Linked DNA regions of Homo sapiens: all the other regions are linked to region 1. The links are chromatin loops, found by intact Hi-C in ENCODE. Cell type or tissue: HCT116. All regions are shown on one strand. Links, peaks and the distances in the headings refer to the core of each region. The heading gives the core; the rest is flanking DNA.

Region 1 (9,981 bases), core at 2,619-7,618:
CTTCCCCATGCTTTGGGTCACCTCGGGCTGCAACCCTGTCTGTGCCAGATTGCCCGGTCTGACCCTGCAGGAAGCAAAGAGGTGAGCTTAAAGAACAACCAAACTCTGCCAGGGGTCCCAGAAAGCCCAGGGTCCAGCAGTCTCAGCACTTGGCCCCTTGCCCCTTCACACCATCCTGGGGCAGGGGCTGGGCCTCCCTGGTGGCAGGGGTGGGTGGAGAATTAGGGAGAGGGTGCAACGAGTCTGGCCCCTTGCCTCGGGCTGGCTGGTGTTCTTCCAAGAGCCTCTGCTCACATTGTTGGCCTCTGGATTCTGGCCCTTCTTCATTGGCTGTTGCTTTGGACTGGACTGTTGCTGAGCCTGTGTCCTGCAGAACCCAGATGTCTGTTAGGCTGGCTGGCTGCTGCGAGGGGAGGGGGGTGGCCTTTCATTTGGGGTGCCCTTTCACTCCCAGGCCAAGCCCTGGAGCAATCTTCTTCAGGCAGCTGTCTCCACCTCCAGGATGTCCAGCAGGCTGCAAGGAGAAGGATGCCAGCCACCCATCCTCCCCCAGTTCCCAGCCTTTCCCCTGTTGGTCACAGCCGCTTCTGTCTTTTTCCGGTCTACTGTCCCCAGTGTAGAGGGCTTTGCTGTCCCTGAGACTGAGGCAGGTTCCTTTTCCAGGTCAGAGGTGGAGGTAGATCTTTCTCTCAACCACATCTGCCTCCACACACAGCTCCTCCGCAGGGAAGGAGAAGCTGCTCTGTAACTCATTCTGGCTATCGTCCCCCTTCTCACTGACCTGACCGCCCACCACCTCCTTCCCCCTCATCACATGACAAAGGATAATGTGCAAGAAAAGTATTTTTATGTATCATAAATGTATTTTGAAACAAATGAGAAGAAGAAAGGTAGAAGGGTTTATTTTATTAAATGAGCCTGACTTAGTGACAGTGTGTGAGCATTTGCAATGTAAGGGCCTCAGCTTCCTTGGAGAAGCCACCCCAGGTTTCCAGACATAGATGTTGAATTGTTTGTGGGGGGTGTGCCAGGCCACGTCTCGTGTGTCCGTATGCAGGCATGCCTGTGTATACTGTGTATGGGCACACTGGGACTAGCTGGGACAATTCCTAGAGATTCAACTGCCCAATTCTAACCAACATTGGCAGCGGCTGAACTTGGCATTTCCTTGCTAACTGCCAGATGTGGCCAACCTTTGTCCATATGCAAACCACTGAAAAATGATCTGGATTTCTATAGCAAGGCCCTTGGGGAGGGCACTCTCCCATGCCCTTGGCCTCGCTGGCCACATTGGCCAATGAGCCAGGGCTGGAGTCTGAGACCTTTGGTTGTTCTTTAAGGCACCTCCTGCCACTTTCTCCCTCAGAGGCACAAACACTTTGTGTTCCACGTCAGTTTGAGGGGACGGTGGGGGGATGATATGAATGTCACAGGAGGAGACACCTTCTGTCTTTGTTTCAAAGAAAGTGATGTGCCATTTGTTAATATACAAGAGAAATATTGAAAATATATTGAAAAGAGCAATTTTAAATTATTTTTGGCTTATGTTGCAATATTTATTTTCTTGTATTAGAAAAGATTCCTTTGTAGAGAAAAAATGTATTTTTCATTAACGCAAAGACCTATTTCTCCTTTTTGTACATTGTCCATGTGCGCAACCCTTAACGAGCAATAGAATGTATGGTCACCTGGGTGTGGCCAGTGCCCGCTGTGCCCTGCATGATTCTGTGTTGCCGCTGCTGCATAGTTCCCAGCCCCATCCTGTCCTGCTCACTCATGGGGGCTTCCAGACCCCGGCCCCACCAGGGCTTGTGTCATAGGGAGCCCTTTGCACTCCTCGTGTGTTGGCAAACGCAGTTAATAAAGCAGTGTTTTCTGTGCTGGCTGGTGTGAGGCTCCATTGCATTGGATGGGGTAGGGAACCCTGGGAGTCCCACACACACACCCGACAATGGGCTCAGCAAAACCACGGGGTCCCTGAGTTTTCCAAGGGATCAGCTGCCACCTCCTAAGGAATCATAATAAAGATGTTCAGTGCACACCAAGGGCTATAATTTCAGAGCAGTATTTATATTTTTCATTATTATTATTATTATTATTATTTGAGACAGGATTTCACTCTGTCACCCAGGCTGCAATCTTGATTCACTGCAGCCTTGACATCCCGCGCTCAAGCTGTCTTCCCACCTCAGCCTTCCGTGTAGCTGTGACTACAGGTGCATGCCACCATGCCTGGCTGATTTTGGTAATTTTTGTAGAGACAGGGTTTTCCCATGTTGCCCAGGCTGGTCTCAAACTCCTGGGCCCAAGTGATCCGTCTTCCTCGGCCTCCTGAAGTCCTGGGACTACAGGCGTAAGCCGCCCCTAGCCTCAGGGCAGTATTTCATTTGATCTTCAATATGTTCCCCTGGAATTGAGAGGATGAGGGATGCACCTAAAGTCGAAGATGTGCTAAGAGGTAAAGCTCTGCATCCAAGGCAGGACTGCTGCACTCCCCACCTGCTACAACCACCTGTCTGGGACCGTAGGAAAGTTTGGGAGGAGCCTCCAGGGAGTGTCCCTAGGTCAGTGAAGATTTTTGCTTGAGTTTGTTTTTCATTCATGATTTTCTGAGCACCTACCCTGAGCCAGGCTCTGAAAAGAGTGTGGGGAATATAGCTGCTGTCCTTGCTTGGGGTGGCTCACACAGGCAGTGAGGGAACTGGGAGTTTTCATGGAGGCCTGGGCTGGTCTAGGGGTGAAGGGGTTCAGGAAGGGTTTCTCTGAGGAAGTGACACCATTAATTCATTGATTCATTGATTCATTCAACAAGTAGTCTTGACCGGACACCTCACTGCCAGTGTGCTGGGTTGTATACTGTGCATGTCACCAGGCCCCTGTCCCCCTAGAACCTCCAGACATTGGAGACCTAATGAAAAATAGTTGCTAGCCCAAGGGAAGCTGCATCGGAGAAAGGGATGACGGGCATTCCTCATAGAGGGTTTGGCCTATGCAAAGATGGATCAAGCTATATCGGGAGGGTCTTGAACCTCCTCTGAGGGCTCAGAACAAGGCTGTGAGGGACAGAGGTTACATTAAGACTCAAAGCATCTTAGCTTCTGGGGCCACTGACTTAGTTGTTTGCCACAGAGAATTGACCCATTTCCTCTCCAGAGCAGTAGACGGTAGGTTCCCAAGGGTGCCTCCAGATCCAATGTTCTGAGTCCACAATGCACAAGGTATTGGAAGTAAATTTGGGGTGGAGTGTGTGTGTGCCCAAAATGCCCGTGGAGGGAGGTCTCCCTGTTAGGGCACCTGGGAACCTGGAAAAACAGGCTGTGGATGTTCTCTCAGCCCCAGCTCCAGCAGCTCAGCTGTGAATGGGAAGAGCTCAGCGTCCTCAACTGTGGAATCAGCATGGGATGCTGGCAGGAAATCAGCCCTGGGGCTGAGGGGGTATCTGGGTGGCCAGCCCACCTGGCCATGGTAAGAAACTGTCAGCCCCATGGCCCAGCTGCCGTGGACTTGGCACCACAGCTTCTCCCTCCTCCTGCAGCCAGCCCAAAGCAGGACCACAGTGATCCAGAAGAATGACTCAGGCTTGCCCCTCACTCTAAAACCACACCTGTGTCGGCTGGGCCAGGTGGCTTATACCTGTAATGCCAGCACTTTGGGAGGCCAAGACAGGTGGATCATTTGAGGTCAGGAGTTTGAGACCATCCTGGCCAACCTGGTGAAACCTCATCTCTACTAAAAACACAAAAAATTAGCCAGGTGTGGGGATGCACACCTGTAATCCCAGCTACAGGGACTAAAGGGAGGTTGAGGCAGGAGAATTGCTTGAACCCGGGAGGCAGAGGTTGCAGTGAGCCAAGATCATGCCACTGCACTCCAGCCTGGGAGACAGCGCAAGAGTCTGTCTTTAAAAAAAACAAAAATAAAAACAAACAAAATAAATAAATAAAACCTCACCTGTGAACCTAACCCAGCTGATAAATGTAGGGCAGGGGGATTCAGGGTACATGTTGGTCTGTTCTTTAGAAATATAGTGCAAGTCACATTTGAAATTCTAGTAGCCCCATTTTTAAAAAGTGAAAAACAGGGCCAGGTATGGTGGCTAATGCCTGTAATCCCAGCACTTTGGAAGGCCGAGGCAGGAGGATTGCTTGAACCCAGGAGTTCGAGACCAGCCTAGACAACATGGCAAGACCCCATCTCTACAAAAAAAAAAATTTTAATTGGCTGGGCATGGTGGCGCACACTTTTAGTCCTAGGTACTCGGGTGGCTGAGGTGGGAGGATTGCTTGAGCTTGGGAGGTTGAGGCTGCAGTGAGCCATGATAGCACCACTACACTATAGCCTGGGCGACAGAGTGAGACTCTGTTTCAAAAAACAAACAAACAAAAACAGATATAGGGAATTTTAATAATATATTTTATTTAACCCATTACATCCAAATGTCTTTAAACATGTAATCAATGTAAAATAACTATTAATGAGAGATTTTGCATTCTTTTCACAATCCAGGGTGTATTTTACACTTACAGCACATCTCAATTCAGACTAGCCACATTTCAAGTGCTCAAAGCCACATGTGGCTAGTAGCTACCCTGTTGGGCAGCAGAGCCCTAGAGACCCTCAGCCTTCCCTTGAGTTGCCCAGGAGTCATCCAGGCTCCTATGGAGTGAGAGACAGATAGCCATGAGGAACCCCTGACCCCCTTCCCCAAGGGAAGGCAGGAGGTTGAGGACCACCAGGCCTGGCCCTGCATTCCCAGCCCTGGTCCCTCTGGGATCCTCTCTGCACCAGCCTACATGGCTGCTTGAGGGTGGGAGTCTCACATTTGATTAGCACTCCTAGGCTTCTCCCCTGGAGTTGGCTATCCCTGCCCGCTGAGAGCCCCTGAGTGTGGGACTGGAGGAGGATGGCACTGACCTGGTCGCAGCTCCCTCATGGTGGGCCAGTCCTCTTGCCACCAGGACTCACAGCTGATGGCATAGGGATCTGATGGGAGGCTGGGGGTGGTCTTGGGGACTACCTTTGTTTTTGTTTTTGTTTTTTTGAGACGGAGTCTCACTCTGTTGGCCAGCCTGGAGTGCAGTGGCGCGATCCCTCCTCACTACAACCTCTGCCTCCCGGGATCAAGCGATTCTCCTGCCTCAGCCTCCCAAGTAGCTGGGACTACAGGCACTCGCCACCACGTCTGGCTCATTTTTTGTATTTTTAGTAGAAACGGGGTCTCACCAGGCTGCCCAGGCTGGTCTCGATTTCCTGACCTCGTGATCTGTCTGACTCGGCCTCCCAAAGTGCTGGGATTACAGGTGTGAACCACTGCGCCCAGCCTAGGGAACCACCTTTCATTCATGCAGATATTGAGATATTGATTCAGCACTCACTGAGAATCTGCTGCAGGGCCCTGAGGACACTGTGGGGACAACACGCCCCTTCCAGAGACCAGGCCAAAGTGGGAGACAGACTTTAAGTAGATAATCACAAATCAGTGTGCAGTGACACACTGAGACTGTGCTGCTAGTGAGAGAGTATTAATCTGTGGGGTGAGGAAAGTCTCCATTGCCCTCTCTGAATTCCCTTAGTCGCTCCAAACTCCTGCAAGATAGGGTCTGGGGCGCCCCCTGCTGCCCGCTAGGCCCTAGCCCTGGCAACTCCCACCGCGGGTGGCAAGGCCCACAGGGCCAGGGCCAACCCCTCATTTCCAGGTTGCAGAGCTCCAGCCTCCCCCTCCTCTGTCCCTGCTGAGGCTCCTGCACTCCAGCACCTCCTGCTGCATGCCCCCTTGCCAGCCAGGGCAGAGTAGAGTCTTCTCTATCAGGCTTCAGTGACAGGGTGGTTGTTAAGGGACGAGGCGCCTCTTGGGAGAATAAACTATTGGCTGAGGTCCGCTGGGTGCCCAGTCCCGGGTTGGATGGGTGGCTAAGGAGACCCAGACCCTGCCAAAGAAAGGAAGGAAGTTCACAGCAGAGTGGAGAGAGAGAGAGCACTTGGTCCTTCTAGAGCTGGCCTCAGTCCTCCTTGCAGCCTCCGACTGTGTTCAGAGCGGCCAGAGGAGGCAGCAAAGGCATCTTTTCTTGGCGATGAAAGCTTCAGGACTCACATAGGCACCTCTGGCCCATGCTGGAAATGCAGGTAGCTCCAAGTGGCCTCGCAACTACCCTGTCTCAAAAAAAAAAAAAAAAAAAAAAAAAAAAAAAAAGAAAAGAAAATTAAAATAAAAATAATGAATAAAAAAGAGGAGGGCCGGGCGCGGTGGCTCACACCTGTAATCCCAGCACTTTGGGAGGCCGAGGCAAGCGGATCACAAGGTCAAGAGTTTGAGACCAGCCTGGCCAACATGGTGAAACCCCGTCTCCACTAAAAATACAAAAATCAGCCAGGCATGGTGGCGGGCACCTGTAATCCCAGCTACTCAGGAGGCTGAGGCAGGAGAATCCCTTGAACCCAGGAAGCAGAGGTTGCAGTGAGCCGAGATGGTGCCATCACACTCCAGCCTGGGTGACAGAGCAAGACTCCATCTGAAAAAAAAAGGAGATTGGCCAGGAGTGGTGGCTCATGTCTGTAATACCAGTGCTTTAGGAAGCTGAATTGGGAAGATCGCTTGAGCCCATGAGTTCAGGCCCAGCCTGAGCAACATAGTGAGACCTCATCTCTACTGCAAAAAAAAAAAAAAAAAAAAAAAAAAAAAAAAAAGAGACAGGGTCTCACTCTTTGAGATAGGGTCTCACTCTGCTGCCTAGGCTAGAGCACAGTGGTGCAATCACAGCTCACTGTAGCCTTCAACTCCTGGGCTCAAGTGATCCTCCCACCTCAGCCCTTGGTCTCTCAAAGCTCTGGGATTACAGGCATGAACCACCATACCTGTCTGAAGAAAATTTTTTTAGAGAGATAATAAAATATGGACTTCAAGGCAGCCTTTTGAGTTCAGATGGACTCCCTGCCAAGAGTCAAAGGGAGGGAAGAAAGGATGGGGTTTCAGTCAAGCAGGTGGCTTAAGGGCAAGCTCATCGTAGCAGAGTATTGCTTGGCCCCCAGTACTCCAAGCCAGGCCTGAGCTCAGAAGCATCCGCACCAGCCCATTCTGAGGAAACATGGGTAGGGATACAGGGTCCCCATTTGCTGGCTGGAGAGATTTTCAGTGGGTAGGAGGGAGGCTGTCAGATTTAGCAAATAAAAATATAGGGCATGTAGTTACATTCAAATTTCAGAGAGTAGTTCCTCAGTACATTTTCCAAATATTGCATCCTGTATTTTCCCTGGCATTCCTAGTGGGAAGCCTCAGGTCCCTCTTTCCACTGTGTTCCAGGCAGGGGGCTGAGGCAGGAGCATGGTTTTCCATGTTTTATACACTGTGGCAAATCCTAAACTATCCCAACAACCCCAACATGATGACACCTACAGTGTGAGAACAATGGAAAATGGGCTGCAGCCAGTGACCCAGGACACAGCTGGGCCTGTCTTAACTCAGCCACAGCCTCCCTTATACCTGACATTCCAATCCAATGCTGAACAGAAGCTCCGTAGTGTCCTTGAAGGACCTCTGCTCCCCAGAGCTCACAAGCCCATTTATTTGCTGTCTCAGCTCAACATCTAAAGAGTTCAGATTGGTGGGAGCACTGTTCACAATAGCCAAGAGGTAGGAGCAACCTAAATATCCATTGACAGATGAATGGATAAAGAAAATGTATACACATACAATGGAATATTATTCAGCCTTAAAAAAGAAGGAAATCCTGTCCTGTGCTACAGCATGGATCAACCTGCAGGAAATTATGCTAAGCAAAATAAGCCAGTCAAAAAAAGTCAAATGCTGTATGATTCCACTTATAGGAGGTACTTAGAGTAGTCAAAATCATAGAGCAGAAAGTAGAAAGGTAGTTGCCAGGGGCTGGGGGGAGGAGGAAGAGAATTGATTAGGAGGCACAGAGTCAGGACGGGAGGGTGGTTCCAGGGCTCTGCTGCCCATCAATGGCATGTGGTTGACAATATTGTACTTTACACTTGGAAATTGTTGGGAGGGTGAATTTATTTTTTTATTTTTGAGACAGGGTCTCACTCTGTCACCCAGGCTGGAGTACAGTGGCACGATCTTGGTTTGCTGCAACCTCTGCATGCCCCCAGGCTCAAGTGCTCCTCCCACCTCAGCCTCCCGAATAGCTAGGACCACAGGCACACACTATCATGACCAGCTGTTTTTGTTGTGTTTTGTTTTGTTTTGTTTTCTCTAGTAGAGCCAGGGTCTCGCCAAGTTGCTCAAGCTGGTCTCAAACCTCTGAGCTCGAGGAATCTCAAAGTGCTGGATTACACGTACCTAGCCCGGGAGAGTGAATTTTGTGTTTTTGGGGTTTTTGTTTGTTTGTTTTGCTGCAGTTTAAGAAAAAAATGATACTGTAGAAAAAAAAAAAAACCTGCTACATGTAATACCACCCAACTGCTTTGTTGCAACAAACATAATGTAAAGCAAAAGAAACCATTTTATTTTACTTCTGGGGAATTTTTTTTTTTAAGATAGTTTCACTCTGTCACCCAGGCTAGAGTGCAGTGGCACGATCTTGGCTCACTGTAACCTCCACCTCCTGGGTTCAAGCAATTCTTGTGCCTCAGCCCCTCAAGTAGCTGGCATTATGGCACTCACAACGAGCTAATTTTTGTATTTTTAGTAGAGACAGGGTTTCGCCACATTGGCCAGGCTGGTCTCAAACTCTGGCCTCAAGTGATCCGCCTGCCTCAGCCTCCCAAAGTGCTGGGATTACAGGCGTGAGCCACCGTGCCCGGCCATCAGAAGAAACCATTTTAAAACAGTTTTTTTTTAAAAAGAGTTCATGTTGGGCCTCTGCTTTTCCTAGAGCACCATCCGTGACTCCCCTAAGTCCCCCAACTCAAACTCAAACTCAAAGCTCTTTTGAAATTATAATCACCTCCCTTCCCTAAAAGGCTTTTTGCACACTGCTCTAGGAAATTACGGCTGACCCAGGAGCGAGAAGTCTTCTCTCTGCCACTGACTTGATGGACCCAGCTACTTGGGAGATACTTCTGCATCTGTACAATGGGAGAAGAGGTTGGGGGATATCTGTGACCTCTGAAGTCCATCTCCTGTGGGGAGGGGCTGTGGTCAGAGGGCAAGGGAAAGCTTTCCAGTGTTACCGGATGGAAGGTCTTGACTGTGAGTTGTCCAGGTTCTTACGCACTGAACGAAGAATTGAACAAAACACACAAAGAAACAAAAGAACAAAGCAACGAAAGAAGCAATGAAGGTGATTTACTGAAGTGGAAGTACACTCCACAGAGTGGGAGCAGGCTCGAGCAAGCAGCTCCAGAGCCCCATTGCAATGTTCTTTAGGGTTCTTATTAAACTAAAAGAATTTGGTGGCTGGTGGATTAGAGCTCACGCCTGTAATCCCAGCACTTTGGGAGACCCAGGCGGGTGGATCACTTGAGGCCAGGAGTTCGAGACCAGCCTGGCCAACATGGTAAAACCCAGTCTCTACTAAAAAAAAAAAAAAGAGAGAGAGAAAGAAAGAAAGAAAAAATTAGTTGAGCATGGTGGTGTGCCTGTGGTCCCAGTTACTCTGGAGGCTGAGATGGGAGGATTGCTTGAACCCAGGAGGCAGAGTTTGCAGTGAGTGGAGATCAAGCCACTGCAATCCAGCCTGGGTGATAGGACAAGATTCTGTCTCAAAAACAAAAAAAGAATTTGGTAACACTCCTAGGTACCCTTTAAAGGCCTCCAGTTGGTTATACCCTATGACAGATTGGCCAGCAACTAATCAGAGGCTGAAGTGGATACTTGGCCCGTGGTCAATCAGAGGCTGAAGTGGAAATTTCTGTCTTGTTATCACAGGAGTGAGGATGTGGCCTGTATGCTGCCTAATCTTGCCTAGAAGTGGCTGCACCTGCTGTTCTTTTGCTTATGCCTTGATCCTTGGTGACCCTAATTCCCTATTCTCCTATCTCACCAGGGCCCTTTAACTTGAGGCCAGCTGGGTGAGG
Region 2 (9,981 bases), core at 2,337-7,336, 280 kb before region 1:
TTCTCCTGTCTCAGCCTCCTGAGTAGCTGGGATTACAGCTGTGCACCACCACACCCAGCTAATTTTTGCATTTTTAGTAGAGATGGTGTTTCACCGTGTTGGTCAGGCTGGTTTCGAACTCCTGACCTCAAGTGATCCGCCTGCCTCAGCCTCCCAAAGTGTTGGGATTACAGGCATGAGCCATTGCACCCAGCCATGAATAGCTTTTAAAACAACGGCTCAAATATTTTATTAAGAACTCATTTAAAGAGGCCTGTGTGTTATAGGAGATAACTGACTCGAAGTTATGTGGCTACAAGAAGGCAGAGATCATTAAGTATAAGTACAGTTTGTATCATGTCACGGCTTGTGTTATCCACTCAGTAATCATGGCAAAAAAAAGAAGTAGGCAGAGAAGAGATGACTTTATAATTCCAAATCAAATTATCACATCAACAGAGTCTTAAAAGGGAAAAGAAAACAGTAAATGTTTTGCTAACAAAAAAAGCTGGATGATGCTCATGCACATGGATGGCTGTCTTAACAACAACTCACATCACACTTCTATTGTAGATAAATAAAACGGGAAGAGTTGTCATCTTGTATTTTTTGGACTATGTAAAAGAAAAGACACTACCAGAAAAAAAACCTGTTTCTCTTCAAATTCTTCCCCTCGCAATGGCCATCTCCACCCTAAAATTAGAAACCAAGCTAGTAAGAATCAGGGACTGGAATGTAAATATATGCTACCAAAACTCTGACTTTATTAATGCTAAATTACATGTAAATTACTAAATTATAAACATGCTAGTCAAGCCAAAAGATTTGCTTCAATGCCTTGCTCAACTTCCATCTTTTTTTTTGCGGGGGGCAGCGGGATGGAGTCTCGCTCTGTGCTCAGGCTGGAGTGCAGTGGCGTGATCTCGGCTCACTACAACCTCCGCCTCCCGGGTTCAAGCAATTCTCCTGCCTCCACCTCTGAGTAGCTGGGATTACAGGTGCACGCCACAATGTCCGGCTAATTTTTTGCATTTTTAGTAGAGATGGGGTTTCACCATGCTGGCCAGACTGGTCTCGAACTCCTGGCCTCATGATCCACCTGCCTCGGCCACCCAAAGTGCTGGGATTACAGGCGTGAGCCACCATGCCCGACCAATTTCCATCCTTTTAAACAATCTTCATGATATGTTTAAATGCTGCTCCAGAAAGTTCAGTGTAAAGCCAAACCCATGTTACATGGTTATCAAGTATATTTGTTTGCTCAGAAATGTTTGGTGTTCCCAGACATCAGGATCTTACTTTATCACATATTTAGAAACTTTTCCTTCTGTAATTATAAAGCCCTAAACCAATGCTAAGAATGACCACTCATCAAGTATGATTGAAATAATAGGTGATCAAATAAAATTATATGACTAAATGTAAGCTGCAATTTTATTAGGATGTACCAGTCAGGTAGTTTTTATAAATTCATGTTCAAATTAAGAAAACATGAATAATTTAAAGATTAATAAATTTAAAAACAAATTTAGGTGAATGTACATATAACTAACAGGATTTACGATATACCTGTAAAATTATCTAGTTAGCATTTTTGTGTATGTAACATTAATAAAAAGGATTTTTAAAAAACCATACAGTGATTCTGGGATTCCCTGAATTTTCAGCTGCTGCATTTTCTACTCTACATCTGGCAAGTTCTTCTTCCTTTCAGTTTGTGCATTTCCTGTATTCTAAAAAGTAAATAGAAACAGGTCTTTAATTGAGGACATGGTGAGTCTTTGGCTAAGGAAATACAGCCAGAGATAAATACTTGTACTTTGCCCCTATGGGTTGTTTCATAAGGTACAGGGAAACTATTTAGCAATGTATTCCTTATCATTATCATCCAACAAAACAAAAGGTGGCCTTTGTATGGACTCTTTTCTCTCTTGCCTAACTCACTCATTCCCAGTAATTTAGTCTCTCTCTGGTTATAGAACCTATTCAATGCATGCACGCACATTTGAGATAGCTGAAAGAGTTTAAAAAGTAAACCTGGCAGGGCGTGGTGGCTCACACCTGTAATCCCAGCACTTTGGGAGGCCAAGGCAGGCAGATTACCTGAGGTCAGGAGTTCGAGACCAGCCTGGACAACATGGTGAAACCCCGTCTCTACTCAAAATACAAAAATTAGCCAGGCATGGTGGCAGGCACCTGTAATCCCAGCTACTCAGGAGGCTGAGACAGGAAAATTGCTTGAACCCAGGAGGTGGAGGTTGCAGTGAGCTAAGATCACACCACTGTACTCCAGCCTAAGTGGCAGAGTGAGACTCTGTCTCAATAAATAAATAAATAAATAATAAAAAATAAAGTAAACCTGAGAAGTGCTTGGATCTGATTGTATAATTCGAAAACCAAGTCAATACAGAGCCAAGAATAGAAAAAATAACTAGCAATTCCCTATCTTATGTTTTTAAAAATATGTCATATTCTTTCATGCTCTAAAATAAACTACAGGCTCAAAATTTAAGAAATGTTCTTAATTCTGACATTTATTAAAACCAGTTGTACTAGCCTTTTATGCAATTTCAGTCACTTGTCAGAGCTGCATTTGAATAAGCAGTACAAATAAACTATAATCAACACTGATGACTTCATTTTTTCTGGAGTTCTATATCATATGAACAAGAAGATGTTTTCCCTCCTTAATTTATTATTTATCCTAAAAATCACAGAAGGGTCTTTTTTCCTGCAGAGTTCCTTTTTTCCTGGACTAGAAAGTAATTTTAGTTCCTGGGGACTCTCACAGGACAATGGGATAAACACATGAGGCACATTAATAGTCTGCCTACCTCAGGAGCCCTAACTCACCCAATGATTGAAAAAATGTGCAAATGGTATGCTGTGCAACGTGCTGTGACATGAGTATGTCACCCAAATTTAAAAGTTTAAAGCCACCTTATTACTTTTTATAATGAACCGAAAGATGACTATTAATGGATTTTTTTTTTTTTAAACGGAGTTTCACTCTTGTTGTCTAGGCTGGAGTGCAATGGTTTGATCTCAGCTCACTGCGCAACCTCCGCCTCCCAGGTTCAAGCAATTCTCCTGCCTCAGCCTCCCGAGTAGCTGGGATTACAGGCATGAGCCACCACACCCAGCTAATTTTTGTATTTTTAGTAGAGAAGGGGTTTCACCACATTGGCCAGGCTGGTCTTGAACTCCTGACTTCAGGTGATCCACCCTCTTCAGCCTCCCAAAGTGCTGGGATTACAGGTGTGAGCCACTGTGCCCGGCCTAATGGCATTCTTGTTCTACAACATTTCTTCTCTGCAAAGTGGACTGTGGAGTTCTTAACAAGCTCTAGGCCAAGACTAAAGAGATAGCCCTAAATGTCACAGTGAGAATACATCTAATAGTGTCTGATAACCCTCTATCCAAATATTATAGAGATCAAGTAGCCTTGTTAAAATGCCTTCTTACAGAGTTTCAGATTTTTTAAAATATTTTTAATTTCTTCAAATTTTCTTAATAAGTATTTACTAATTTTATCATGAGTAAAACTGTAATAAATTTTATTTTTTAAAAAAACAGAAGTTGGGCCAGATGCGGCGGCTCACACCTATAATCCCAGCACTTTGGGAGGCCCAGGCGGGTGGATCACGAGGTCAGGAGATCGAGACCATCCTGGCTAACACAGTGAAACCCCGTCTCTACTAAAAATATTTTTTAAAAAAAATAGCTGGGTGTGGTGGCGTGTGCCTGTAGTCCCAGCTACTTGGGAGGCTGAGGCAGGAGAATTGCTTGAACCCGGGAGGCAGAGGTTGCAGTGAGCCGAGATCGCGCCACTGCACTCCAGCCTGGGCAACAGAGAGACACTCCGTCTCAAAAACAAACAAACAAACAAACAAACAAACACAAAAACAGAAGTTGATAAATCACATACAGAGATGACCTCACAAGTGTAGAATAGGAGGCCATCGATATGATTTAATTCAGTGGGTGCTCAGCACAATCTCTCTCTCTTAAAAGACTGTCTTTATAGAGCATTCATTTGGATATTACAGGCTTCAAGATTTTCAAATAAAATTTGAGAATCTCTCTGGTGGGTAGGGACTGGGAATATTTCAACAAGATTACCTGATAGTTAGCTGAGAGCAAATATTTGTGAAAATAGGACAGCAGGCAGACAGCAGAGATAAGGGAATAAACTGGAGAGAAAACGAAGGAAGGAAGAGGCTTAAAGGCAAAGACACACATGCTTGTGGCCATATAACCATATATTTATACCATTATTCATTTTCACTAGTCTGACTTACCTGCCTGATATCTGACACTACACACAATACAGATAATATTTTCCCTGGGTGCCATGCATTCTAATCATTCAACATTACCCACCAAAAAATAACTTTTAGAAACTTTTATTAATGGGTTATTCTAGGAAAATATAGATCTGTTTCTTTAGTTCAAAGATTATAAAATTTTGAATTTTTATATAGCTTTCCAATAGTAATAACTAAATTTATACACTGAGTCAAGTCCTCTAAACAACATGCCTTAGTAAAAGCTATATACAAAAAGAGTTACCTCTTGTTTTTCTTGATTTTGATCCACGTTAAGTAAAGTTGGTATCTTAGATGACTCTGTTTTCTTTGACTCCCTCTTCAGCATTTTTATCTGTTTAACTTTTGCAAAAATATACAAAACAATGAAAATTTGTTATTCCTACTTTGAAATTTTACTTTCCTTTCCAAGAATTTCAAATAGAAATCCACTAAGTCAGTTTCTCAGTTTATTACAAAGGAACAAAATAAATTATGAGTTGTAATGGTAAAATATGGTAAATTATTTGTTTTATAACTTTACAAATAGTCTACTAAGTATTAAAATAAGACATTTATTTTATTTTATTTTATTTTATTATTCTCAGTGTAACTGTTAAGTGGATCAGATAATTCCTCTTGAACTGTACAAGGATGATATTCTTGCTATTATATTAATTTTTCACAAGGTGTCACTGTTCTTCAAAGAAACATAACATTTATTCAAGACAAAAGTGCGTTTCATTCTGATATAAATCTTAAGTTCATAAATTTTTTTTTTTTTTGAGATGGAGTCTCACTCTGTCACCCAGGCTGGAGTGCAGTGGCGCGATCTCGGCTCACTGCAACCTCCGCCTCCCGGTTTCAAGTGATTTTCCTGCCTCAGCCTCCCAAGTAGCCGGGATTACAGGCATGAGCCACCATGCCTGGCTAATAGAGATGGGGTTTTGCCATATTGGCCAGGGTGGTCTCAAATTCCTGACCTCAGGTGATCCGCCCACCTTGGCTTCCCAAAGTGCTGGGATTACAGGTGTGAGCCACTGTGCCCAGCCTATAAATCTTATATATTTAATCCTTGGATGCTCAAAATACATATAAAATTTCTGCTACTATATGGGTAAATGATCATGAAGAAACATAGAAAGGCAATTTACCCCAGGTCATATACTAAACAAATTTCTCAAATACTATTCTAACATTTCAACAACATTGAGCTAATAAAAAATTTATCCTTTGCAGCCAGCTGCAATGGCTCACGCCTGTAATCCCAGCACTTTGGGAGGTTGAGACAGGTGGATCACCTGAGGTCAGGAGTTCGAAATCAGCCTGTCCAAAATGGTGGAACCCCCCCCCCGTCTCTACTAAAAATACAAAAATTAGCCAGGCGTGTTGGTGGGCACCTGTAGTCCCAGCTACTCAGGAGGCTAGGCACGAGAATCACTTGAACCTGGGAGGTGGTGGTTGCACTGAGCTGAGATTGCAACACTGCACTCCAGCCTGGGCAGCAGAGTGAGACTCTGTCTTAAATAAATAAATAAATAAATAAATTTTAATAATTTACCTTTTAAAGCTGTCTTAACCTCTCTTTATTTTTCTTTTTAATTAAAAAAAAATTTTTTTTTTTTAGAGACAGGGTCTCATTATGTCATCCTGGAGTGCAGTACAGTGGCGTGATCATGGCTCACTGCAGTCTCAACTTCCTGGGTCAAGCAATCCTCCTACCTCAGCCTCTGGAGTAGCTGGGACTACAGGCACACACCACCACACCAAGCTATTTTATTTTTTGTAGAGACAGGGTTTTGCTATGTTGCCCAGGCTTGTCTCAAACTCCTGGGCCCAAGCAATCCTCCTGCATTGGCCTCCCAAAATGCTGGGATTACACGCCTAAGCCTCTTTAAAATTATCTCCTTAAAATCATACCCCTTATTTGACAATGGGGAGAAAATCTCATCAGCTGAAATGTTTTCCTCACCAATTTACTATTTTCTACCTAAATCACACTATAAAATGTAAGTTATATTATGAAAAAATCTTATAAATGATATCATCATAATTGTAAAGCTATGCAACAAATGTGTACCTTCCATTCCTTTTGTATCTTTTGACTGTATTGTGACAGGCAATTCTGGAAAATGGAATTCTTTCCTGTCAGATCTGGAAAAATTCAGCTTCCTTTTGTTCTCATTTGCCATTTGGTCACTGTGACCTGTTCGCTCATTAAATATACCCTTCTCCATTTGGCTCTAAACAAACAAACAAGAGTTAGTTGAAGAAATGTGTCTAACTATTTGTAGAATGACAATCCTAGAATTGCTAGCCATTTGGATGGTATAAGATAGACATAACAATTAATTTAATAATTAAGAAGATTTAGAATAGAACACTATTGAACATATCAACAGATCAAACTCCAATAAAAGTTTCATAAAGCAAACATTTCTAGCATATTTAATATTCTGAGCATAATAGTCTTGGTCATGAGAACCACAATAATAATAATAATAATAATATTATTATTATTATTATTATTTTGAGTGCATTGGCATGATCATGACTCATTGCAGCGTCAACCCCCTGGGCTCAAGTGATCTTCCCACCTCAGTCTCTTAAGTAACTGGGACTACAGGCACATACCACCATGCCTGGTTAATTTTTAAATTTTTCGTAGAGATGGGGTCTTGTTAGGTTGACTAGGCTGATCTCAAACTCCTGGGCTCAAGTGACCCTTCTGCCTTGGGCTCCCAAAATGCTGGGATTACAAACATGAGCCACTGCATCTGGCCTTATTATTATTATTATTATTATTATTAAGACAGAGTCTTGCTTTGTTGTCCAGGCTGAAATACAGTGGCGCCATTACGGCTGCAGCCTCAACCTCTTGGGCTCAAGCCATAGTCCCATCTTAGCCCCCGAGTCTGAAACCACAGCCACATGCCACCACACACGACTAATTTATTTTATTTCATTTTTTGTACAGACAGGGTCCGTTATGTCGCCCAGGCTGATCTCAAATTCCTGGGATCAAGCAATCCTCCCAGCTCAGTCTCCCAAAATGCTAGGATTACAGGTGAGAGCCACTGTGCCTGGCCAGAACCACAAACTTAACTTTTCATTTTTAATACTATTCACTGCACTCTGACTTTGAACAAATTGCTTCAGTTCATTTTCTTAATAACTTCTTTATCTACCTAGAAAATGATATGCTTTGTAAACACTGGGAAAACCCAAAGGAAAAAATGTATTGCACATCCAGCATCTGGGAAACCTTCTGTGTTACCAGATTTTTGTTCATTTGAAAACAGATGATAAAATCTTGTCTAGATCAATGAACACTCTTCCACAATGTAATGTTTAGTATTCCACTGTATGAATGTACCCTAATGTACTTAGTCATCTGCTTTTGGACAGGTTTGTATTGTTTTCAGTTTTTTGTTATTATAATTAACATTGTGCTTCAATTTTGAATAAATCAATTTCCTATGTAAAAAGTTGTGAGGTCCCATTAGCGATGAATAATGCAAAATAAGCCAAAAACAAAACAAAACAAAAGTTGGGAGGGGGATGAACTACATCGATTATTTTGATTATTTTTTCTAGTGAAAATAAGTTGTGTTTATTTGGCAATTGTTTTTAATCCATAAAGATATTAAAAACATTTTTTGGGAGTGAAAAAAACAAAACTTCTTGTGACTTTCAAAGGTGGAAATCTTAACTTACTCTGCCTAAGTCACATGTTAAATACATAAATTAAGATATATGAACTTAATTAATTGTGATAAATTAAGATATATGAACTTAATTAATTGTGAAAGCACTTAGAAAATAATGGCCTATTTTCAACTCAGGAAGAAAAAAAGAAACTTAAAGCACATTTTTAGAAGTGTTAGAGGCTGGGTGCGTTGGCTCACACCTGTAATCCTAGCACTTTGGGAAGCTGAGGCGGAAGGATCCCTTGAGCTCAGGAGTTTGAGACCAGCCTGGGCAACATAGTGAGACTTTGTCGCTACAAAAAAATGAACAAAATTAGCTGGGCATGGTGGCATGTGCCTGAAGTCTCAGCTACTTGGGAGGCTGAGGTGGGAGCATTGCTTGGGCCCAGGAGGTCGAGGCTGCAGTGAGCTGAGATCGTACCACTGCACTCCAGTCTGGGCAACAGAGAGAGATCCTCTCTCAAAAAAACAAAACAAACAAACAAAAAAGTATTAGAGCCCTAAAGATAGAGAAAAGGAAAAAAGAAGTAATGTTAAAAGAGGCCATATTTTAATGTGTAGCTTCTTGCCTTACTTGAATAGGACCTGGATCCTCTTGCCTGCTATTAGGCATAACTTGTCCAATAGATTGTGAAGAAGTGCGTCTCTTTTTTGCTCTTTCAGTTAACCTATTATTTAAAAATGAATGAGAAGTTACTAAAACTCCCCAGAAATGCTTTTTTTTTTTTTTTTTTTTTTTTGGCAGATTCTCACTCTGTCACCCAGGCTGGAGTGCAGTGTCATGATCTTGGCTCACTGCAACCTCTGTCTCCTGGGTTCAAGTGATTCTCTTGCCTCAGCCTCCCAAGTAGCTGGGATTACTGGTGTGCTCCAACATGCCCAACTAATTTTTGTATTTTTTGTAGAGACAGGGTTTTGCCATGTTGGCCAGGCTGGTCTCGAACTCCTGAGCTAAAGTGATACACTCGCCTTGGCCTCCCAAATTGCTGGGATTACAGGCACGAGCCACCATGCCCGGCCGAAATGCCTTTGTTTTAGCTTCAAGAATGAATAAATTATGGCTTGGAAGTCTACTGTTTGAACACTGAGTACCAAAATGCAATAGTGAGTCCTTACCTACCAATTGCCCTTAGGAGAGAGGTGGTAACAGGGCAGAGAACAATTAGTGCATGTTTACATCAGTGGTGACAGGCATGTTGTGGGGTTACTCCTGCTGGCCTACTTGCTCCCTTCTACCTGTTCTGAATTTGGTTCTCTTAACTATCAGCTTTCTCAATTTATGAACTTACTGTCCAAGACTGACTGGCTTACAACCATTGTTACTGATACCATGGTTTTGGGATCACCTCAAGAACAACTAGGCTCTTGCAGTCTGTAACCTGCTGTACCTTTGGACTGACATGGACATGTCCACTTGCTCACCTCTGCAGACCACTGGGCTTCACAACCTGTGGCCCAAACCAGTCTGCTAGAATCCTCTTGGGCTAATGAACCCAGTCTCCTCCCCTAGAATGACAGTAGCCTCCCTAAATTTTGAAGTGGCCTTACTGCCTTGTTGGACAAACTCTCACCATCCATCACACTGCCCTTGATTAACCAGACTCATGGACCAGTCTCTCAATCTGTATCAGAGGTTAAATCTAAAACTGGCCTAATATGCTATTTTTCTCCCAAAATATTTCACCTTGAAAGGCTATTTGACTTACGAAAGATTATTTTTTTACTATCCTTTCTCCACTTAGAGAATTTGCTATGATACAGAAATAAATATTTTGTTATACCAAGGCACATTGATACCAGAACTTAGGACATACCAACTTTTTTTCTCTTCAAAAATAAAAACATTTTTCAAAGGGTCTTTTTTTTTAATAAGGTTTTTCAAGAAGACATTAGTGAAAATTTAAACATCTATATGGCCAAGAAAAGTTAATTTCTTCTACAGCATCCATAAGAAACACTCAGTAAATGGCCCATTATACAGCTTT
Region 3 (9,981 bases), core at 382-5,381, 400 kb before region 1:
AATTGGCACACTTCAGAAAACTGGCAGTATCTACTAAAACTAAACATACATGTACCCAGTGGCCCAGCAACTCCAATTCTGGATATATACTCAGCAGAAATAAGAACTTATGTCTACCAAAAATATGTTTAAGAATGTTCATAGCAGCTTTATTCATAAGAGTCAAGAAAGAACAAATCTATCAACTATAAAATGAAAAAAAAACTGTAGTATATTCACTTAATGGAATATTAAACAGCAATGAAAAAGAACCTACTGATATACACAATGTGGATGGATCTCATGAACAATGTTGAACAAAAGAAGCTAAACCCAAGAATATTGATTGTTTAAGTCCATTTCAATAAAGACCAAAAAAGCCCCAGGCAATAACGAATCTGCGGTGAGAGAAGAATAGTTACCTTTGGCAGGTGACAAGTATTGATGAGGGAAGTTTTTGGGATGCTAAATATTTTTTTTCTTTTTCTGTTTCTTTTCTTTTCTTTTTTTTTTTTTTTTTGAGACAGGGTTTTGCTCTATTGCCCAGCCTGGAGTGCAGTGGCGCAATCACTGTACTTGACCTCCTGGGCTCAAGCAATCCTCCCACCTCAGCCTCCTGAGTAGCTGGGACTACAGGTGCACACCACTGTAGTATATCTGGGCTATTTTTTTTTTTTTTTTGAGACGGAGTTTCACTCTTGTTGCCCAGGTTGGAGTGCAGTGGCATGATCTGAGCTCACCGCAACCTCTCCACCTCCTGGGTTCAAGTAATTATCCTGCCTCAGCCTCCTGAGTAGCTGAGATTACAGGTGCCTGCTACCATGCCCAGCTAATTTTTGTTATTTTTAGTAGAGACAGGGTTTCACCCTATTGGCCAGGCTGGTCTCAAACTCCAGACCTCAGGTGATCCACCCGCCTTGGTCTCCCAAAGTGTTGGGATTACAGGCATGAGCCACTGCACCCAGCCTATTTTTTTTTTTGTAGAGATGGAGTCTTGCCATGTTGCCCAGGTTGGTCTCAAACTTCTGGGCTGAAGCAATCTTCTTACCTTGGCCTCCCAACGCTGGGATTACAGATGTGAGCCACCATGCCCGGCCAACATTTTGTATCTTGGTCCAGATGGTGGTTTCATGAGTGTATGTACATACAAAAATTCACTGAACTACAATTATGTTTGTATACTTTACTGCATGTAAATCATAACTCAGCAGAAAAGAGGGAGAAAGTTCGGGCATGGTGGCTCATGCCTGTAATCCCAGCACCTTGGGAGGCCAAGGTGGGCAGATCATCTGAGGTCAGGAGTTCGAGACCAACCTGGCCAACATGGTGAAACTCCCGTCTCTACAAAAATACAAAAAAAAATTAGCTAGGTATGATGGCAGGTGCCTGTAATCCCAGCTACTCGGGAGGCTAAGGCAGGAGAATCGCTTGAACCTGGGAGGCGGAGGTTGCAGTGAGCTGACATTGTGCCATTGCACTCTAGCCTGGGCGACAGAGCAAGACTCTGTTTCAAAAAAAAAAAGCGAGGAGGGAGTGACAATGTGTGAATGCATGTAACATTCTTAACATGATGCCAGTGTCAATTCCTGAAGGAAGTCTGAGCCCCTGGAGCCTTTCCTTCACATGGCTTCCCAACCCTTCAGAGCCAAGGCTGGAGGAATACAGGAGATGTTGGGAGGGAAGGTGAGGAATTTCTGCAAGGCCACAGGGAGGACTTACCTGCCCATGGGCCAAGAGTTCAACTAAGACCTTGGACAAAGCTACAGAAAGTTACAGCTTCCTTTCCTCTATCTGAGCCAGCCAGTGCAATACCTTCCCTGGTGGACTATGAACCTGCCCTTGGGAAGCTGCTGTGGAATCTCTAGGCAGAAGTGACATCTACACCTAAGTGGTGGAGGAAAACATTTCTTGACCCACATCTGTACCCTGCACCATCAGATTTCAGGAACCCCAGACTGCCTTGGGTCTAGGGTAGGTTGGAGAGTCTTGGCAAGCCAAAGTGGGCCTACCCATGAAGGAGGGACTGAACAGTAATCCTGCCCAAATCAGCAAGCCCATAAGCATAGCCACTAACATTCCTGGAGCATGGGCCTGCCAGATTACCGAGCTAAGCTCTTTCTTTATAATGTTTTAATCTCACAGCAACCCTAGGAGGTGGTTACTATTATAATCTGCATTTTACAGGAGAGATGCCAAGGCTGAGATGGGTTAAGTAATCAGCCCCAGGCCATAGAGCAGGAAAATGGGGAGGTGGGATTTGAACCTAGGTCTGGCTAACTCACCACAGATGAGTCTGACTTCACGGAAGAGCATGAGCTACACCCACCTCTCTCCAAGGAGAGAAGACCATAGGAGTGCACAGTGCCCCCCATGTGCTCAGAGTTGCCATGCTGGGCCCAAGCTAAGGCAGTGACAGGGACGGGATTGCTCTAGAGTCCGTCTGGTCCAGGTCAACCCCCAAGAACTACCAGTACTGACTGGCTCTGACCAACAGATGGCACCAGAGAGCCAGGTGGCTGTCCCAAGGGTGCATCTTCACTGAGCCTGCCCTCTTCCAGGCTTGCCCTCTGGCCCCTCCAAAGGTTGCCCTCTCTCCCCTCCAGGACGCAGACTCCTGTCCAGAAACCCAGTCTGGCCACCAGAGGCTGAATGCCAGTGCAACTTAATCCCATGTCCACAGCGTGACCATGGAAGTAGCCCCCAGCCATCTGGGTCACAGTGTCCCTCTGTGAAATGTAGAGTTTGACAGAGACCTGTGAAATGCAGGACCTGGTAGCAGGGCCAGAAAGACTCAGTTAGGAGCAGAGCAGTGCAGTACAATGCAGCGAGGACTCCTTCACAGATGAGAAAACAATGACAGGCATCACCTATCATCACCGGCTAAGTCTCCCTACCCCTCTGCCCAGAGGACCCCAGCACCAATATGTCGTCTGGAGCCAGCACACTGGGGCAAAGACTACCAGAGAGAAATTGCAATTTAAAAACTCTGCAAAGCCCAGCCAGTCAGCCACCCATGGAGCTCCAGGCAGGCCGACTTGCTGAACATCCCAGGAGCTAGACTGGGATCATCAGTGAGGTAGTCAAGTATGACGTGGGTATGTCTTGCAAGCCAAGTGCCTGACTGTTAACTGCGCAGTCAGGAAGGCCTGTCTGCCAAGGGACTACTGAGTGGCAGGGATTTCTCCAGGAAAATCTCTGAGTCTAGGCCCAGCAAGCTGCTGATATAGACCATGCCAGTCAGTCATTCAGTGAATATTTGTTTACCACCCTCTCCCCATCATGTTGCAGACAGTGGTAAAGAAGAGAAGGATTTTTGCCTTCAGGGAGCTTACCATCTAGTGGGTTCAATGTGATAAGCACAAATAAGAGAATGTTAGGTGGATAAATACTGAGAAGAAAACAAAGTGGGGTTATAAAGGGAGAAGAGGGCAATACATTTAAGCAGAAACCTGCATAAGAAGGCCCCAGCCACAGAAAGAGATGGAAAAAGTGTCTCTAAAAATGAGTTTGGTATGTCCCAGGAACAGTATGGCTAATATGGTTAGAGATTAATGAATGGGGGGAGAGTGAAAACAGATGAGGGCAGAAGAGCAGGTAAGGACCAAATCATGAAAAGCTCTGTGAAGAAAGTGGAATTTCATCCCATTTTCTTTTCTTTTTTTTTTTTTTTTTTAAGATGGAGTCTCATTCTCTTGCCCAGGCTGGAGTGCAGTGGTGTCTCGGCTCACTGCAACCTCTGGCTCCGGGGTTCAAGCGATTCTTCTGCCTCAGCCTCCTGAGTAGCTGGGATTACAGGCGCCCACCACCATGCCCGGCTAATTTTTGTATTTTTAGTAGAGACGGGGTTTCACCATGTTGGCCAGGCTGGTCTCGAACTCCTGACCTCAAGTGATCCACCCACCTCAGCCTCCCAAAGTGCTAGGATTACAGGCGTGATTACAGCCGCTGGCCACTTCATCCCATTTTCATTAAGTAGCCTCAGGTGATGGAAGGTAAGCAGCATGTGGCAGGATCCGCTTTACAGTATAGAAAGAGCGCTCTTGTGATTGTGTGAGTGGATTGTAGTGGGTGGAAGAAGAGAAGCCGCAAGACCTTTCAGAAGGCTTGGACCAGGACAGGGTTATTAGAGATAAAAGAGAAAGATGTATTTGGAGGTGTAGCTAATGAACCACATGTGGAGGATGAGAGAAACAGGTGTCAAGGATAACTGCATGAATGGTGGTACTATTCATGGTGGTACTAAGATAGGAAACACCAGGATTTGGGGTGGAAGGTGTTTGGGAGATCAGGAATTGTTTGAGATGCACGTTAGACATCTGAGTCATGTCAAGTAGGCAGTTGAATACTTAACAGGAGTGCAGGGGAGAAGTTGGGCTAAGGATACAAACTGGGACTCTTCAGCATATAGACAGGGCTAGATGAGATCACCTGGAAGAGGAGAGAAAAAGTCGTGTGAGTACTAAGCCTTGGGTCATTTCCATATTTAGAGGATGGGAAGAACTGGCAAAGGAGTCTGGAAAGCAGCAGTCAAAAAGGCAGGAGGGGCTAGGCGCCGTGGCTCATGCCTACTTTGGGAGGCCGAGGCAGGAGGATCGCTTGAGCTCTAGAGTTCACGACCAGCCTGGGCAACATTGTGAGATCCAGTCTCTATAAAAAATTTAAAAATTAGCTGGGCATGGTCACACACGCCTATAGTCCCAGCTACTCTGGAGGCTGAAGTGGGAAGATCGCCCGAGTCTGGGAGGTTGAGGTTGCAGTGAGATAAAATCATGCCTCTACACTCCAGCCTGGAAGAATCCTTCTCAAAAAAAAAAAAAAAAAAAAAAGTAGGAGGAAAACAAGCAAATGTAGTGTAATGGTAGACAAGGAAAGAAACTATATCTGGGAAATTGTTTTGGTCAATCATTTCAAATGCTAAAAACAAAATTAAAGTCAGAAAAAACATCTACTATACTTGGCAATGGGAAAATCACCTTGATAAAGCTGTAATTTCAGTGGGGTGGTGTGTTGAGAAAAGTGTGATATGAGAAGGTGGACAGAGGACACAGTTCTTTCAAAGAGCTTTGCTAAGAGCAGTATAGAAAAAGGGCAGGCACTTAAAGGGACTGTGAAGTCAAAGGAGTCTGTTTTTAGGATTGAAGATACAGAGCCATGTTGTATGCTGATAGGAATAATCCAATTGAGGAGGCCAAGGATAGAGGTACAGCTGCAGAAAGATTGCTGGATGTTGGCTGGGAGGGGTGGCTCACACCTGTAATCCCAGCACTTTGGGAGATTGAGGCGGGCAGATCACCTGAGGTCAGGAGTTTGAGACCAGCCTGGCCAATATGGTGAAAACACGTCTCTACTAAAAATACAAAAAATTAGCCGGGCGTGGTGGCGCACGCCTGTAGTCCCAGCTATTCAGGAGGCTGAGGCAGGAGAATCACTCAAACCCAGGAGGCGGAGGTTGCAGTGAGCCAAGATCATGCCACTACACTCGAGCATGGCAACAAGTGTGAAACTCCGTCTCAAAAAAAAAAAAAGATTGCTGAATGTGATGGCAGGAAGAAGAGAGACACTATCGACTGTGCCCTGAAGTATTAATATTGGCGAGGTTATAAGTGTTATAGAGTACAGAGAGGAGGTGGCAATTTGAGAAGAGACCGTGTTAATCAGTCCTTTTGAAGCCCAAGAATCTAAGGAAGTGTAGAGGACTATCCAGCAGTAACTGGTCCATCTGACATTTGTGTGAGTCCCACCAGTACAGCTGTGTCCATTCCTCTAGCCACATCCTGCCACTCAGCTGTAGGCAGCAGGCTCTGGTCAGAACAGCACAGCCTGGACTACAGCAGTCTCTCAAACAGCAGCTTCCCCACCGCTGCCCCAGATGGCGGAAATTTCTAGGAATGTTATCAGGTCATGGTCAGTGCTTTTCTACAAACTACACTTCCGCATTCTCTTTCAAAACAAGTGATTTTTCACCTTGTGATAAACAGCATCTAATGCAGATTGGTGAGAAGGAATAGCTCCTTCTCATCCTTTAGGTCTCAGCTCAGTGTCACCTCCTCAGAGACCACCAGCCTAAATAGTACGTTAAATTTACATTAAAACTTATTTTAAAAATTTAACAGCCATCACATCAAGACATACGATTGCCATCAGCCAAAAAAATTGTCAAAATTCACAAACTTGAGTTGGGCAGTAAGCAATGTGCACAACAGTATGTGGAAGTTTTGGCTAGAAGGGTACCTCCTTTTACCCTCTGGCCTCCTGTCTTGCTTTTTCTTCATAGTACATTATTCCTATTGGAGTTTTATATTTGTCTCTCTTGGGTGTTCACTGCACAAGGGCACTTTGTCTTGTACACCGCTTGTGCCTAATGCCTGGCACATAACAGGTGCACAGTAAGTAGCTGCTGAATACCACTCAGCTCAGCTGGTGCCTGGTGGTGGCTTACTTACCCAGTGGAAGTTACTCAAATACCATGGCAACATCTCTTCTTGCCCACTTCACTTGCTGTGCTCTCCCAGATGGCAGCAGCCCCTTACTACATACACCCTGGCTAAGACCTAAGCCCTCTTGCTAGAACCTCTCACCCCTCAACACACACCCACCTTGCTTCACCCCTTTCTTCCTATTCTAATAAATTTAACCCTCTGTTCTCCTTCTTAGATCTTTGCCTTCCTGTCCTTTGCCTTGAGACTTAAGAAGCCTTGGAGTCCTCACAAACGAGAGCATGTAGCACAAACCTTGGAACCTTGGGAGCTGGGGGTCTCAGTTATAGACTTAATGCAAAGACTGGTTCCTGTGGATGCATGACTGCAAGCCAGGCAGCAGGTAGTCTTAGAGCTCAGGTCTGAGTAAATTCGCCCAGTTACCACTTCCCCACCCCCAAGATCCCAGCTGAGAGCCAAAGCAGAGCCTGGATTTTGTCTGGTTGATAAGGGTGGGAAAGGCACAGAACCCACATTGGGGGTGACCAACTGTTCTGGTTTCAAAGCTCTACTGGCTGGGGCAGTGGCTCACGCCTGTAATCCCAGCACTTTGGGAGGCATAGGCGGGTGGATCACCTGAGGTCAGGAGTTTGAGACCAGCCTGGCTAATATGGTGAAACCCCATTTCTTCTAAAAATACAAAAAATTAGCCAGGTGTGGTGGCGTACACTTGTAATCCCAGCTACTTGGGAGGCTGAGGCAGGAGAATCACTTGAACCTAGGAGGTAGAGGTTGCAGTGAGCCGAGATTGTGTCATTGCACTCCAGCTTGGGCAACAAGAATGAAACTCCATCTCAAAAAAAAAAAAAAAAAAAGAAGAAGAAGAAGAAGAAAGCAAGATCTGCTTCCTGGAAAACCTTCAAGTTCTAAGCAACCAGGTCAACTGGTCACCCTATATTGGAGCTGTGCCCAACCGTGGCCACACATTAACAAGCTGGTGAGTTTACTTAGTTTTGCCTCCATGTTTAACTACTTCAGGAACCCATCATACTTCCACCAACTCACTACTGTTACTTTAAAAATAAAAGCTCACACTGGTTAATACCAAAGATGCTAAATGAAAATATGCTATGTGCGGAATGGTGTCTGTTACCATTTGTTTTAAAAGGGCGAGGAGTATTGCTCCCAGAGAAACAATTTAATACACATCATCATGAAGGAAGACTAGAGCACAACCACCCTACACACAGCAGACTTGCTGATATGACTGTGAAAACATCCACAACCATTAGTAGTAACCACCTCAGACCAATAAGGCTGGAGGGGAAACTTTTTTTGTATTCATCTCTATTGCTTTACTACAAGCATGTATTTTATATTAATACGAGTAGAAAAGATCCATTTTTTAAAAAGAATGTGCACTCATACAGATTAGAGATGGGCATTGTTCATAGGGTCAAGTCCTCCGTATCAGAATTTGTTAACTGGCCATCAGGACACCAGACAAGAAAGTAAGTTGGTCTTGGCTTCTGGCTCCTCTCAGATTAGAAGGTAAGGGTCTTCAGAAGGAGGGGAAGATGGTCAGGTGATGACAGGCTAGCATGAGATTTCATTCATTACTACAACTGTCAGCCTAAAGAGCTGACTAGTTTCCAGTAGTCTTGTACAGAATCCCAGAAGTTTATAAAAGAGTCTAAAAAACTCAGGTCATTCAAGAAAACCCACAATTCAGTTGGGAATTCAGATAAAAAATGGAGGAATTATGCCACTTAGATGAATTTTTAAAAGTTAGGGATGGGGTGCTCCACTCCATATATACTTTCTGGTTTTCCTTTAGTATTTGTTAATGCGGGTCCACTGTGAAAATTCTTTTATCTTCAAGAGCAATTGTTAGGCTGTGGTGGTTCAGCTGAACCTCACCTAACTCCCCTTCAAACTCTGGCTCAAATAAATGCCCTTGAGACACAAAGGTTAGTCCATGAACTCTTTTTTTTTTTTTTTTTTTTGAGACGAGTCTCACTGTGTCACCCAGGCTGGAGTGCAGTGGTGCGATCTCAGCTCACTGCAACCTCCACCTCCCGGGTTCAAGCAATTCTCTGCCTCAGCCTCCCGAGTGGCTGGGATTACAGGTGCCCGCCACCACACCTGGCTAATTTTTTTTTTTTTTAATTTTTAGTAGAGGTGGGGTTTCACCATCTTGGCCAGGCTGGTCTTGAACTCCTGACCTTGTGATCCACCCGCCTCAGCCTCCCAAAGTGCTGGGATTACAGGCGTGAGCCACTGTGCCCGGCAGTCCATGAACTCTTGAGAATGCTGTAACCAGGCTACCTGACTTGGGCCAACACTCAAAAGGCCCAGCATGCAAGCCTTCCTCACCACACACTCCCCAAAGGGCCCATCACACACCTAGCTTCCTGAATGGGGCTAAGCGACACATCTAAACCCTAAAGCTGTGTAGGCTATTGCCCACCCTTCAAACACCACTAATAAGAATTTCAGCAAAGGCAAGAGAAACCTAATGCTTCCTGAAAATCAGGAACTCTGCGATCAGAATGCCTGAATAGCAGAACCTTCTCTGCTCTTCTCAACAGAGTTGAGAAAACTCAATAATTCATGTAACATGCTTGGCACATGGAAATGCTCAGTGCTAGACAATATTCACTATAAGCTAATTCTGTCATTTCAAAGATTGAACATTCAGTAGCTACTACTGTCCTAAGTCATTGTGAATTCAACTCAACCCTTCACAGCAATTATTTCAGCACTGAGTGCACTGGAAACCCAAGCTGGTTCAGGATATGTCAGCTATTGCCTTTTCAAGACTGCAACGTCAAATTGATGTATTTCAGAAGCCATGAATCACTTACTCTATACTCTTTTAACATACCAAATGCTGTAGGCCATCTGCCACTCAGGTAGATAGCAGAAATGTCCAACTGCTGCCAAAAGGTGGTTTAAGCAAATACATTTTGAAAATCCAAAAGATGTCTACTCATATTCCCAGCCCTACTTTAAAAATCCTGGCTTCTCATTTCTAGAGTATGGTTATTTTTCCTAGGATCTGTGGTGAAACTAGAAAAACCCAAAGACCAACAAAGCTATCACAATACCCTAAAGAAATCCAGAGCCAAGACTAAAATTAAGGGCAAAACCTGGTGCGGTGGCAACAGGCCAAGAGGCCATACCAGGTCGGACATCACCTGGATCCTTCCAGAGGCCATGAGAGCCATACTGCCATCCCAAAAATCTTGACTCATATTTAAATTGCCTACATCCCTTTACCCTACAACCAGTTTCAGTGCAGCTCTGAGGAGGAGCAGTGGGCTAAGCCTTGGGTTTGTCTTTGCATCCTAATTTTAGTCATAGATCAATGAAAAGATGAAACTTAAAATGGTAGTTTTATACATTTCAACCAAGGTAGAGATGAATGTGGTTTTGGAAAACAAAGGATGTTCAAGACCAAATACATTATACAGTTTCTCCTCCCGCTCCTCTGCCTGCTGCATGCAATACATACTCAAGACCTTCACTGCAAAGGGACTTACATTGCAAGTTGGACTCAACAGCAGGAGTACATTCTGCAGAT

Evidence for each region. Peaks named below come from ENCODE experiments on the same cell type or tissue, not always from the same donor. Only the 100,000 strongest peaks of a DNase experiment are listed, where the experiment ranks them.
Region 2: a loop joins it to region 1, with 9 times the contacts of the local background. A loop is called at or near these places in 105 of 110 quality-filtered maps.
Region 3: it touches region 1 in a loop (3-fold over the local background); 70 of 110 quality-filtered maps call a loop at or near these places.

Annotation. Positions count from the first base shown.
Region 1 is chr5:134,581,348-134,591,328 of GRCh38, forward strand. JADE2 (jade family PHD finger 2) reads left to right here. Exons shown (of 12, transcript NM_001388185.1): 12 at 1-1,880. Among named protein-coding and RNA genes, the nearest start is that of SAR1B, 46 kb to the right of the region's middle. RefSeq lists enhancers at 1-260, 261-792. In HCT116, for the core only: CTCF peaks have their summits at 5,737 and 5,949; DNase peaks (open chromatin) are centred at 5,744 and 6,064; H3K4me3 peaks cover 342 bases; H3K27ac peaks cover 932 bases.
Region 2 is chr5:134,298,039-134,308,019 of GRCh38, forward strand. It overlaps CDKL3 (cyclin dependent kinase like 3), which reads right to left. Exons shown (of 13, transcript NM_001113575.2): 10 at 8,571-8,664; 11 at 6,367-6,529; 12 at 4,552-4,649; 13 at 386-672. The coding sequence ends at 613. Among named protein-coding and RNA genes, the nearest start is that of CDKL3, 64 kb to the right of the region's middle. In HCT116, for the core only: CTCF peaks have their summits at 4,977 (motif pointing right) and 5,182; a DNase peak (open chromatin) is centred at 5,003; H3K4me3 peaks cover 245 bases.
Region 3 is chr5:134,181,878-134,191,858 of GRCh38, forward strand. No RefSeq gene overlaps it. Among named protein-coding and RNA genes, the nearest start is that of SKP1, 9.9 kb to the left of the region's middle. In HCT116, for the core only: a CTCF peak has its summit at 2,486 (motif pointing right); a DNase peak (open chromatin) is centred at 2,464.